Regions from separate parts of the Homo sapiens genome. Here region 2 is linked to region 1. A link is a contact called in ENCODE Hi-C data. All regions are on one chromosome and are shown on one strand. The core of a region is the stretch at or near the end of the contact, and the rest is flanking DNA. Distances in the headings are between cores, read along the strand shown.

Region 1 (4,088 bases), core at 626-3,125:
GTGGCTCCTGCCTGTAATCCCAACACTTAGGGAGGCCGAGGCAGCAGGATCACTTGAGCCTAGAAGTTCCAGAACAGCCTGGGCAACATGGCGAAACCCTGTCTCTACAAAAAAAAATTTTTTTTTTAATTAGCTGGGCATGGTGGTGCACGTCTGTTGCAACAGCTACTCTAGAGGCTGAGGCAGGAGTGTCACTTGAGCCCAGGAGTTTGAGGTTACAGTGAGCTATGATTATGCCACTGTACTCCAGCCAGGACCACGACCAAGTGAGACCCCTGACTCTTAAAAAAAAAAACAACAAAAAAAGGCCGGGACGCGGTGGCTCATGCCTGTCATCCCAGCACTTTGAGAGGCTGAGACAGGCGGATCACTTGAGATCAGGAGTTTGAGACCAGCCTGGCCAACATGGTGAAACCCCGTCTCTACTAAAAATACAAAAATTAGCCGGGCATGGTGGCGCACACCTGTAATCCCAGCTACTCAGGAGGCTGAGGCAGGAGGATCACTTGAACCTGGGAGGCAGAGGTTGCAGTGAGCCGAGATCGCACCACTGCACTCCAGCCTGGGTGACAAGAGCCAGACTCTATCTCTAAATAAATAAATAGGCCGTGCGCTGTGGCTCACGCCTGTAATCTCAGCACTCTGGGAGGCTGAGGCGGGAGGATCACCTGAGGTCAGGAGTTCGAGACCAGCCTGGCCGACATGGGGAAACCCTGTCTCTACTAAAAAAAAAAAAAAAATTAGCCGGGCATGGTGGCGCAGCCTGTAATCCCAGCTACTCAGGAGGCTGAGGCAGGAGAATCACTTGAACCCGGGAGGCAGAGGTTGCAGTGAACCGAGATCACACCACTGCACTCCAGCATGGGTGACAGAGATTCTGTCTCAAAATAAATAAATAAGTAAAAATAAAAAAGTGGTTGTAGTCAAAGGCTATGGGTTTAAGTTGGGTAGTGGGATTTCAACATTTAAGGTTTTAGAGATGGAGCAGTATCAAGTGATGAATATCTAGATTTTCTAGACTACGGGTGAACAAAGTAGAAGTAAAGGTCATTCGGATTGAGGAACTGAAGGAAACCAGGCTGGGTTGTGGATGTTGGATTCATTGGGAGGATGGCAGTAAATCAGATGGAGAGGAAAACTAATGCCAGACAGTCAGTAGGTGACAGTGACAAGGGAGGGCAAAAGGTGTTACTACCAGATGGCACAGAGCCTGAAAGAGCTATTTCACAAGGGGAAGAAAGAATATCAGTGTCAAGCGGAAAGCTTCAAGAGTGAAGAAGACACACTACCTTTGAGGCTGGTGCATGGAGTGTGGGAGGGGAGAAACCAAGCGAGTAGACAGAGATGAGGCAATCTTTTGAATTGGATGACGGATAGATGTTGGTACCATCCGACCATTTGGGAAGTCCAGAGGGGAGGCTTTGTTTTCCGGGAATATGCTTAATTTGAGGAGTGGGAAATGGATAGAGGGTAGGTGAATGGTTAGAGATCTGCACAAAGCTGGAAGGCCCACGGGATCAAGTTCTGCCCATGACTGAGGGGTGACCTCCAATCCCTGGGCCTTAACCCCCAGGATCCCTGGACCTGGAACGCCCATTAGGTCCCCTCCTTTCCGGCGAGAGGGCGGCAGAGGGCGCAGGCGCTCTAGCCGGACCCGGCGGGCGGGTGGCAGAGGGCGCAGGCGCCCTGGACAGAGCGGCCGCAGTGGGAACGGCCGGCAGGGGGCGCAGCGCTCTGGTCCGAGAAGCCCGGGCGGGGCACCCTCGCCGGGAGAGTAGAGGATAGGGGTCGGCTGGAGAACGGGCCCAGTGCGAGGCCGCGAGCAGTGGGCGGGGCCGGGGTGGGGGCGGGGCGAGGCGGTTCCGGAAGGAAGTGGTTCCGGGTCCCGCGGCCCGGCAGAGGTGGCTGGGGTGTCGCTGCTGTGGGAGGCGGCGGCAGAGTGAGGGGCGAGGCCCGAGGGGCCGGCGGCGGCGGCGGCGGCGGCGGCGGCGGCGGCGGCGGCGGCGGCGGCGGGGGCTTCCCGGCCGGGTGAGCGGCTCGGGGGGAGGCGGGGCGAGGAGGCCTGGGCCCGCAGGGAGGGCGTGTCCGCCACCCAGGAGGGGCGGTTCTCGGGGTGGCGGATGGGGCAGCGGGGAGGATGCGGCGGTCCGACTCGGGTTCTGTTGGGACAGCTCCTCTGCGCCCCGTAGGTCCCTCGGTCAGCGCCTTCCCTTGGGCGCGGCGACCCGGCGCGGGTTTCCAGGGGACAGCTGCCCGGCGCCCCTGAGGTCCCTCGACAGGCACGGCGACCCGGGCACCTGCTGCCGCGACCCTGATCCTCCGCCGTCGTCGGGCAGGTTGCGGTCCCCGCGGTTCCCTGCATCTGTTAAGAGGGCGGGGGCCGGGAAGGCGGTGTCCGGGGACGGTGCCCTTGTCCTCGAGGCGGCCCTGGACGCGTCGCCTGCGGGGCCTGAACCGAGGACCCCCCCGTACCCCGCTTTGTCCTGGTGAGGCGCTCCTGCCGCGCAGCGGCATCTTCCTCTGTTAACGTCGAGAATGAGTAGTGAAGGCTGCTCATTATCCTGCATTGTAAAGTAAAACTTGTCTTTTTAGAAGCGTCTCCTGAAAATTGGCGCATCTCCTGTGCTTCTCTGGGTTGTATTGGGAAACTGGGCCAGTCGCTGTCAGGACTGTCCTGTTGGTAGGTCTCGAGGGAAAGAAATGGGAGAGAAACCTACCCCGTAAATATTTTCCTACTCAGGTGCTTTTCGAACTACCTATTAGGTGATTGCCTTTTTTTTTTTTTTTTTTTTTCCTGGAACAAATTACAAACTGCAGGTAGAAATCAGGAAGGCCTCTTTAGGCTCCTCGCCAGGCAGCCTTTTTAGCATTTTTCTGAATGTGAACAGGTCCAAACGACAGAGCAGAATTTGAAAAGAAAGGTTTTGCTGCAGATTCATAACGAGGACTTTATTTTTCATTGGTATTTTAATGGTAATGGTATAGCAATGTTTTATTTTTAATGTTTTTTTTAAATGGCTACTAAAATTTTATTTTGAAATCACAGCTGTTTCAGTCACCCCCAAGAAACCTTTAAAACGTCTTATTAGAAACATTTTTATATATAGGAACATTTAGCCATTTATACACATTTCTAAGATAGAAATCACAATGAAGATACGTTGTTTCACTATTCCAAGTTCCAAGTAACCATGGTGAATATGGTTTCCCCATTCCAAGTAACCATTGTGAATGTGGTTATACACCTCCAGTCTTTTTCTATGCAGAGCTTAATACATGAGTTTTTCTAAAGTGAATTCTCTTTTGTAATTATCTTTTTCTGACTAGATAGCATGCCATTATATGGCTGTAATATTATAATTTATTTCATTGGTCATTCTCAGTTCTTCCCTATTAAAATACATTGTTGGGTAAATGTAAAAGTCCGCATATCTATGATTACTTTCGAATCTCACTCTGTCGCCCAGGCTGGAGTGTAGTGGCACGATCTCGGCTCACTGCAACCTCCACCTCCTGGGTTCAAGTGATTCCCCTGTGTCAGCCTCCCGAGTAGCTGGGACTACAGGCGTGTGCCACCATGCCCGGCTAATTTTTGTATTTTTAGTAGAGATGGGGTTTCACCATATTTGCCAGGCTGGTCTCAAACTCCTGACCTCCAGCGATCTGCCCGCCTCGGCCTCGCAAAGTGCTGGGATTACAGGTGTGAGCCACCGCGCCCGGCCCATGATTACTTTCTAAGTGTACATTCCTAGATGATAGAATTATTGGGCAGAGTATGCACATAAGGGTTTTTTTTTTTTTAATGTGAATTGCTCAATTTCCCTCTGGAAAGGATATGCTGTTTTGCACTCCTACCAACAATCTGTGAGTGTCCTTACCCACACCCTAGCAAAAGGCAACATTTAAAGGGATTTCTATAGGAATACTTTTGAGCCATACTTGTACTCTCCAACCAAGTACAACTACCCCTCTCTAGTCATCACTTTTTTCTTATTTGTTGATAGCACTTCAGCTTCTCATCTTTTATTGCGCCTTTACTATTTTGGTAAAGAAAGCTTATCTAGGTGAGGCAAAGGCGTAATAGAACA
Region 2 (4,088 bases), core at 888-3,387, 180 kb after region 1:
GGGATTTGCTGGTAAGACTGGGGGTGTGGCAGGAGAGGAAGGAGGGAGAGATGACTCTAAGGTTTTTGTCCTGTGCATTGGGAAGCATGGTAGGGATGTGGGTCTGGAGTGTGGGGGCCAGGTCCAGGCTAGAGATAGGAATTTGCACAGCTGCCCGGCTGTCAGCCCAGGCCCACCACAGAACCACCTCTGGCACTACAATTCCTGTTTGATGCAAGGATGGCTGCTTTTCTTACCTGTCACCCTGTGATGTGAAATCATGCATTTAGAGCAACTTGGTAAATATTAATTTGTCAACAAATATTAGCTATTAATATCAGTATTAAGCCACTCCAAGACACTGGAGAAATACTTAGATGGTGTTTAGCAGTTTGGTACTGTAGGATTCGGATGCTGAGATGGAGTTAGGAGTAGAGGAGGTTTGTTTGGGGGCTGGGGGGATAACACCCTTGAAGGATGAGAGAGCAGAGGAGCAGGGCAGGGAGAGCCTCAGGTGGTGATGCCAGTCTGTCCTGGCCAGCCTAACAGGGGGCTTCTGGACAAAAATTGCTCCATGAAAGCAAAGGGGAGATGCTAGCCAAAGGGCACAAACTTGCAATTACAAGACGAGTTCTGGAGACCTGCTGTGCAGCACGGTAACTAGAGTTAATAATCATGCATTACATACTTAAAATTTGAGAGTAACTCTTGCGTGTTCTTATTACAAAAAGGGAACTCTGTGAGGTGATGAGTCTCTTAATTAGCTTGATTGTGATCGTCATTTCACGGTGTATATATATGTCAGATCATCATGTTGTACACCTTATATTAATACAATTTTTCTTTGTCAATCATACCTCAGTAAGGCTGGAAAAAAAAAAAAAGAAATGGGCAGAAATGGCCAGGCTCTAGGACTGCACTCCCCAGATTAGTGACCAGCTGTTGGCTCCTCAGCGAGAGCATGGCCTCTGCTAGAAAGAAAGCTGAGGCAGATTCCAAAGGTGCAAGTTAGTTCTTTCCTTCTTCTTCTTCTTCTTCTTCTTCTTCTTTTTTTTTGTTTGTTTTTGGAGACAGGGTCTCACTCTGTTGCCCAGGCTGGAGTGCAGTGGCGCGATCATGGCTCACTGCAGCCTCGACCTCCAAGGCTCAAGTGATCCTCCCACCTCAGCCTCCTGAGTAGTTGGGACTACAGGCGCGTACCACCACATCTAGCTAATTTTTTGTTGTTGTCTTTTGAGACAGAGTCTCTCTCTTTCACCCAGGCTGGAGTGCAGTGGTGCGATTTTGGCTCACAGCAACCTCCGCCTCCCGGGCTCAAGCGATTCTCCTTCCTCAGCCTCCTGAGTATCTGGGACTACAGGCGTGCACTAACACACCTGGCTAATTTTTGTATTGTTTGTAGAGACAAGGTTTCACCATGTTGCCCAAGCTGGTCTTGAATTCCTGAGCTCAGGTGATCCGCCCACCTTGTCTTCCCAATGTGCTGGGATTACAGGTATGAGCCACCATGCCCAGCCCCAGCTATTTTTTTTTTTTTTTTTTTTGTAGAGACGGGGTCTCACTATGTTGCCCAGGCTGGTCTCAAACTCCTGGGCTCAAGCAATCCTCCTGCCTCAGCCTCCCAATGTGCTGGGATTACAGGTGTGAGCCACTATGCTGGCCAAGTTCTTTCTTGAAGGAACATATGGGCAGTACATCTTTAGGGCTACCCAGAAGACATTTTGTTTCACTTTAGCTTCTTAACTCACAAAGGGATATGAAATAGTATATTGCCCCACTCGCAGGCTAAGGGGTAAATTTCATCATCTTTATGCCACTGAGGGAGATGAGATAAATTCTTGAGGAGAGTTCAGGGAGAGTGAAGGTGAAGATGTGAAAGTCTCTTTAATGTGTAGTCACAACATGTACTAGCACAAAAGTCACACAAACACACAGTTATTTGTGGAATGAGGTGTATGAAGTCAGCCCGTTTTTGCTCTTAGCTGTCTATTTTGCTCGTCATGAAGGAGAGCTTTTCATTATTGTCATACTTCCTCTGGGACCACCAGGATTTTCTCATGAAGACTAACAAAGAGATGATATCATGTGTCTGGGAGTCAGGGTGAAAAACAAAGTGGGCTTGCCTGAGTTTGTAAGCTGAGAAGTTGTCCGAGTCAAACCACATCCTGCCCTGGGTTTCTAGAGGCAGGTGGTCCCAGATGGAGACCCAGAGCGGGAGGAACTGTGCCAATGCTTTCCTAAGAGCCATGCTCAGTTCCCAGGAGGTGTGGGGGAGGCCCTGGTGACTATGTCCTCTTTACACTGAAGTTTTCTTCTAGGGAGGCCACAACTCACTGGTTGCCAGTAAAGGTTGTGAAGTTGGTTCCAGTTCCAGTTGTGGCTGTGCTGTGAACCAGCTGTGCCACTGGTGGCCATGCTGAAGCTCTTGGGGTTGTACTTTTCCTGGCTGTCAAACGAAGCCATGGTCAAGGTCTGAGATAGCTAGTGCAGGTAGGTAGTATCGGCGCAGTGGGGGCCAAGTCAAAACCAAAGAGGGACTGTTTTTGCGTATCATGGAAGAAAAAGTAAATTAACATTAAAACCATGTTTAAAATATTTATTAGATGTACATTTTAGTTGTGATTATACTACAACATAATTGGAATTGATGAAGTATTAACATGTGAACATATTCTTAGCAAAGCTGGACATGTTTGGAGAGTACCTTGTCAAGAGTGTGATGCCTGCTGCCGAAGGCTTCGGTCCAGTGGGATTTGCTTTCTGACCAGATAAGATTTTATCTAAGAGACAACATCCAAAATCAATAGGCTGACAGATTATTGGTAAAAGATACATTACAGCTGTTTAAAACCATAAACGCTATCAAGTTCTAACTGCTAAGCCTGTAGTCATATTGTAATATCGGGACCCTCATGGGCACAGATATGAAAGGAATCAGGATGGTAGCTGTCGTTCTGTAATTGCTGTTTAACAGCCTGGCTTATATTCATGATTCAATCTTTTTTTGTTTTTTTCTTGCTTCCACAATTCAATCCTTATTTCTGTAAGCTGCAAAATCGTGAGTGTGCGCACAAGTTTTTTTCTCCCCCGGTCTTGAAACTGGAATAATTGCCAATCTGCTTATTAAAAAAATACATCTGCCCTATGAAAGTAGTTTCAGCTACTCTGTGTTAAATGAGTGATTATGACATTGGGCTCTGGTGGCACGTAATACTAATGCTGAAACGCTTGAATATGGAGGTTAGTGTGGTTTCAGATGTTGAGAAATCACTTCTTTGTGCTTATTGACATTTTTCCAAGGACTGCTCTGTTATTTGGCTTAAAATGTCACATGACAGCTGATCTCTTTGGTGCATATAATCCATGCAATTATAGTGTGAGCTTCTGCTGTCAGTGGTGGTTAAAAATCCATATACCTCACTCCTTTTTTAGCCTCTGATTTTTTTTAATTCAATTTAACTCATCCTTTTATTTTAAAACTTGAATTTGAATGGGTTCCATTAACAGATATTTTAAGGTGACAATCAAGTCTAGGGCGCTGCCAGCTTGAAGCTGAACACAGTCCCTAGCCCTCAAGCTGGATGTGAGATCTAATTTAGGGCATGTTGCAATGCAGAGATGTAGCTGATTTGTAAACAGCCCTTGTGACAACGTAATACAGTTGACAAGTGATGGTTCTCAGGCAGGGTGAAGTGTGTTATCTAGCTGTCTGAGTGATCACCCTGATTGCAGTTCCACCTGGGGTTCATCTCACAGAGCCACACAGGATAATTAAAGCCACAGATTCATCATTGGTAGATTCAGCCCATTTTAGTCTCATTACAGACAAATTTAGTCCTGTCTTCATTCATTATAATGAAAGTCACACGAAGATTCACTTTACTATAAACTATATTCTTTTTCCCTTTTAAATGGAACGTACAAGTGAATGTTAAAGTATAAAAGTACTTGCAAGTCACTCGCTTTGCTAATGAGAATGTATGCAAATGTGGTGCATGTTTGCCTTTCCTGGACTCAGCCCTGTGACCCATCCCTGTGTCTGTCCTGATGGCAGGGATTGGTAGATAACTTATGTTGGCCCATCTCTTCCCAGAGTGGCTAGAATGGTC

What was found. A loop is a pair of places that touch in the nucleus more often than their neighbours do. Pooled maps may share reads with other maps.
Region 2: a pooled map shows a loop between it and region 1 (4-fold over the local background). The contact joins the enhancer-like site here to the promoter of BCLAF3 in region 1. A Hi-C loop is called at or near these places in 2 of 37 single-sample maps with no recorded cell type and 4 of 50 pooled maps.

The regions. Positions count from the first base shown.
Region 1 is chrX:19,988,848-19,992,935 of GRCh38, reverse strand. It overlaps BCLAF3 (BCLAF1 and THRAP3 family member 3), which reads left to right and starts at 1,875. Exons shown (of 12, transcript NM_001367774.2): 1 at 1,875-2,028. LOC729609 (a long non-coding RNA gene) reads left to right here and starts at 3,157. Exons shown (of 2, transcript NR_024440.1): 1 at 3,157-3,250. RefSeq lists silencers at 1,533-1,962, 2,003-2,052, 2,123-2,492.
Region 2 is chrX:19,810,101-19,814,188 of GRCh38, reverse strand. The region is part of intron 2 of SH3KBP1 (SH3 domain containing kinase binding protein 1); the gene reads left to right. Among named protein-coding and RNA genes, the nearest start is that of SH3KBP1, 75 kb to the left of the region's middle. RefSeq lists an enhancer at 2,007-2,056. Within about 2 kb of position 2,137, at least 5 of the 41 ENCODE cell types and tissues checked have a DNase peak (open chromatin) inside an H3K27ac peak, as active enhancers do.